Linked DNA regions of Homo sapiens: region 2 is linked to region 1. The links are chromatin loops, found by intact Hi-C in ENCODE. Cell type or tissue: psoas muscle. All regions are shown on one strand. Region 1 overlaps IGF2R (insulin like growth factor 2 receptor). Region 2 overlaps IGF2R (insulin like growth factor 2 receptor).

Evidence for each region. Peaks named below come from ENCODE experiments on the same cell type or tissue, not always from the same donor. Only the 100,000 strongest peaks of a DNase experiment are listed, where the experiment ranks them.
Region 2: a loop joins it to region 1, with 3 times the contacts of the local background. A loop is called at or near these places in 62 of 110 quality-filtered maps.

The regions. Positions count from the first base shown.
Region 1 is chr6:159,972,031-159,974,530 of GRCh38, reverse strand. The region is part of intron 1 of IGF2R (insulin like growth factor 2 receptor); the gene reads right to left. Among named protein-coding and RNA genes, the nearest start is that of IGF2R, 4.2 kb to the right of the region's middle. In psoas muscle, no CTCF peak of the experiment used is centred here; no DNase peak of the experiment used is centred here; H3K4me3 peaks cover 1,731 bases; H3K27ac peaks cover 2,500 bases.
Region 2 is chr6:160,026,046-160,028,545 of GRCh38, reverse strand. IGF2R (insulin like growth factor 2 receptor) reads right to left here. Exons shown (of 48, transcript NM_000876.4): 6 at 1,232-1,361. Among named protein-coding and RNA genes, the nearest start is that of AIRN, 20 kb to the right of the region's middle. In psoas muscle, no CTCF peak of the experiment used is centred here; a DNase peak (open chromatin) is centred at 1,265; H3K27ac peaks cover 2,500 bases.

The sequences.
Region 1 (2,500 bases):
TTAAATCTGTTCTTCAAAGGATATCACTGAGAAAATTTAAAGGCAAGGCAAAGACTGAAAGAAAACACTCATACCTCACACATATCTAAGAAAGAACTTGTACCCAGAAGACATGAGGAGCTCCTAAAGCTCAATAAGGAGAAGAACCCAAAAACAATTTTTAAGGGGTAAAAGGGACAAAATATGATTTTTAAAGGACACTACAAAAAATACCCAGTCAGTAAGCACATGATAATGGTGAACATCATCCAGGATTCCAATAAATACAAGAAAAGATGTTCCTTTCTTGCTCAACATCATGAGTCAGCAGAGAGATGAAAGCTGAAACCACACTGAGATACCATTACAACTCCACTTGAATGGCTAAACCTAACACTGACAGGTGTTGACAAGGATATAGAACTGGAACTCTCATACATCACTGGTGGAAATGCAAAATTGTAATTCGGCATTACAGTCTGGTGGGTCCCATGAAGTCAAACAGCTGCTACGCCCACCTCCTCATACACCATTCATGACCAGTTACAACATTAGCAAGAGCTCTCTGTGGCTAGGACAATCCAAAGAAGAAAAGGAGGAAGAAAAAGAACAGCACCTGCAAAGTGATAAGCTACTCTCTGCCACTAGGCTCAGTTCTAGAGCCTGCTCAGTTCTTTCCCCAATACAATAGTTTATATACCAAGATCAAAATAGGGAAGGGAACATCTCAATTATTTCTCTCAGCCCCATCTTTTAAAAATCCCTCTCTCTATGAAATGCTGACAAAAGACGTGAGGCCCAACGCAGGCATTCATTTCCTGGGAATCTGTCAGGATGCTGTTCTGAGAATTAATCCATGAGATCTAATGTAACCATAATTAACAACCTTAGGCTTCCACATACACTTACTGTTGAAATGCACACACACAAATGGATGTGATCCAGGTTTAACATGTGGCCCAAATTAGGCATATAAGCACTGTTCCTTTGGAAAAATTACAGGGAAAAAAAAATCTCCTTAGAGACAGTAACTAAACCAACCTCAACTCCCAGCTGGCTTCATTATTCTCTTGTCCTCAATATAATAAAAACTTTCTAGCATTTATACCTAAACAATTTGGGGAAAACTTGTCCTGTACAAATTTTGAAGCTCTTAACTACCTTAAATCTAACCATCCCAAAGCATTATTTTATCATTAATGCACACTGCTAAGACCTCACCCATTAAGCATCTTGTTAACACCTAACTAAAGGGTGGAAACTTGCATATTACATATATAATATGACATTTTACAAAGTTTAAAGCATATGGTAATAAGTAAAGCCACTGACAAGCTGAGATCACTTTAGACACTGTTGTTGGTTTTGCATGGCCTGGCCTCTGCTCCTCTCCTCCTGAATGCCCTCTCTTCTTGCTCTACTATTCCCGCCCTCCACTGACCTTCAACACTCCTTCCTGCCCCAGGTCTTTTCTACAGGCCAGTCCCACAGCCTATCACACTAGCCTCAGAAACAAGTTTTCTACTAACTTTGTACTAGCAATATCACCTCCCAAGAAATACCTGCATAAGAATCATTAACTTCTAACTCAGCACTGGGACCACCTGGCAAGTAATCCACTTGACACTTGAAAAATGCTTTGCTGAGTCTCTCCAAAAAAAACCATGCACTTATTTAAAGCGCTGCTTCAAGCCAGATACACTTTGGGAAATGAGCCTTTGTCGTGCCTGCTGTTCAATGCACAACTCAGAGGGCAGGCCCCTCCACGTGCACGGACACAGTTAAAGCTGCTGCTGAAATGGTGCTGTCTCCTTCGTTCCTCCCAATAACTAACTGCACCAGGAACCGCACCCCATCCCAGGAGTGCTCAGAGCCAAAGGTCACCTTGAAGCTTTGCCCCCACAAGGTGCCTCGCAGGCACCCCTGAAGCAGGCCCTCATGTCCCTCTTGTGGGTCTAAGCGACTGCAGATGAAAAATATTCTCTCTAGGTTCTAGAGAGCTGGGCTTGGGAGGAGAGGTAGTTTTCCTGGAAATCCAACTCCATCTTTTAGAGACAATGAGAATTTACGGCTAGGATTCTGTTAAAGCCATATGGTGTCTGGGTGCTCCAAAACCTTTGCAAGGATAATGACTTTCTGGGGGCCATACAATGAACAAGAATACTATCAATGGAAAAACACATTCCACGTATGAAATTACCAATTTACAAACATTTGGAATGTGATCCTTCTGTACATTTGGGACTGCCTCCATGTGACCAAGCAGCAAAAACAAACGGGGACATTTGTAGGACTCGACTTTTCATGCTCACAGTGGAGACCTGGCCGAGTTATTTACATTTCAGCAAACTGATGCCCAGGAACAAAATTAAAATGGAGCTTAACACGTCACACCTTGGTGACACGATAAAATTTTTTGTATCAAATTAAAAAAAAAATCAACTTACATTCCTATTCCTCAACTACATGCTACATTTACGGAAATTTTAGCCAGTTTTATCTCATAAAAGTACAGATGACT
Region 2 (2,500 bases), 54 kb before region 1:
CACAAGAGAAGCTCACACTTGCTCAGTGTCCCACATGTTACTAAATCGTCACACAAACTCATTCATATTAAGAATTACCAATGTGTCACTTAAAGACTCTGTTATGGACTGAACTGTTTCCCCTCAAAATTTGTATGTTGAAGGCCTAAGCCATAGCTCAGCATGTGACTATATTTGGAGACAGGGCCTTTAAAGAGGTGAACAAGGAAAAAGGAGATCATGTGAGTGGGCCTTAATCCAAAAAATCACTGGTGTCCTTATCAGAAGAGGAGATTCGGACACAGACCCCCGCAGAGGGAAGGCCACGTGAAGACACAGAAAGAAAACGGCCATCTAACGAGCCAAGGAGAGAGGCCTCAGAACAAACCAGCCCCGGTGACGCCTTCTTCAGACATGCAGCCTTTAGACTGTGTAGGAAATACATTTCTGTGGTTTAAGCTACCCAGCCTATCGTATTTTCTTATGGCAGCCTGAGCAAACTAATACAGACACACACATAGAAAATTCCAAACACTTTTCCCCTCAGGTTACGCTCAAGTTTTTTCTTTGGACAGAGTGCCATTATAATTGCACATGCTCCCTACAACCACCCAGACATGCCACGAGCTCCAGACTAGAGCAAGCACAACAAGGTGTCTACCAAAGGCCTCTGAATGGGGAGAAAATGTGAATCCTTGATCGAAGTTCAGGATATGGTCATGTGCAACACACTAGAGAAATGCGTATGTCTGCCAAGGCAAGATACAAAGGCAGTACAAGAGCATATGTACACGGCACAACACATTATAAGGAACACCATTCCCCACTGGGAACCAAGGTCCCTGTCACATCCCAGTGAAGGTCACCAGCAAACTGTCCCTCCTGTCTCTTGCCCTCCCAAGATGAGAACACAATGGACACAAAATCAATTTCACGGGTGCCACAGAATGAAAAATATCAGATGGCACCTTAAGATAGGCATTATTTCATGAGGCAAATACAGGTATGTACTATGGACTGGATCATGAGATGTATTTTTACTGCTGTAAGAGACAAATGATTAAAAAGTAGACAAGCACACTAGACTATGTGACTCACAGCAATGACCAACAATCTTACAAGTACATGTGAAGCAGCAATGCTGCAGGGACTATCCCAAGCCTTGCTGAAAAAGGATGTTCCTGCAGCTCCCTGAAAGTCAGGTCCTTGCTGGAGATTAAAAACGCCAACAGCATCGGAGGCCTTGACTGACCTGTCCTTGCGCACCAGCTTCAGTCCGTCCCGGGGCTGGCCAACATCAAACGCCTGGTGTCCTCTTACCAGGCAGGCGGCAGTGCCGGGGGGACAGGCCCGCAGCTGTGAACCTGGGTCTCGTAGTGTGTCTGAAAATCATGTATTACATTAAATCAGATTAGGTGTTAGGAGTGATAATCACACGTACCCTTAGACCCAGGGTCCCTTTAAATACATTATTGAATTCCTAAAAGTCTCCCTAAGTAACTATTCTGAAACCTTGGGCAAGCCATTAACCCTCTGCAAACAAAGCTCAGGATGAAGGACTGTAAAGTACTGGCTCTGCACTGGTATATAAGAGGTGCACAGGAAACAGGTTATGATGTTATTTGTAATCAAGAAATGTACCCATCCTCTGCTTGAGGTACAACAACATTAGCACTATCCCCTTTCAAGCTACAGAGACTAGAAAATGCAGGCACTCCACAGATGACTGGAACAATTAGGAGATTAGGGAAAGAACCCACAGCTCTGGGTTCAAATCCTAAATCGACCACTTACTATGTCGATAACGTTGGTCTAACTACAAAACTATCCAATTGCCAGTGTGCTACTGCACAGGTTTGGTGGAGGATTAAAGATGAAAACATACCCAGAATATGTCCAGAACATCCCGCAGGCTTTACAGATTGCCAGTATAGCAACAGCTATGATTACAGCTAGGTTGCTCTTTACCATTCATTTCTATGACCATGACTCAATACCTTACACAGTATACTTTGGGATTTATTTGTTTACTATCTATCTTTTCTCCTATCTAACTAAAGTTCCAGGAAAACAGGAACTGTGGTGAGTTCAGTGCTATAATCCAGTGCCTAGATTAGTGCCTAGCACACAGAAGGGATTCAAACAACCCTTCTCCCACGAATGAGTGAGTGAATAATCTTACCTCCCTTAAGTTTTACCTGCCTTATTAATCAAAGATGGAGAGGGTTATCTACCTTTGCACCAGCTAGTGAAGAGGTAAGCAAACCTTTAACTCTCAAGCCTTCCAAACAATTATGAAATTATGTGGAATTATGAAATTTCACAAATGGACTGCTTTGTTCCACCTATAGTATCTGCTGTGCCATAGGCTCCTTGCCCTCATGGGGACTCAGTGTAAGACAATCCACTTGGTATACCAAAGGCAGAATACACAGCAAGCGCCCTGAGGATGCAAGGAGGTAAGCACATGATGGCAAGTCCGAAACTATCCAAGAGGTTTTGAGGGTCACATTCAATCTTG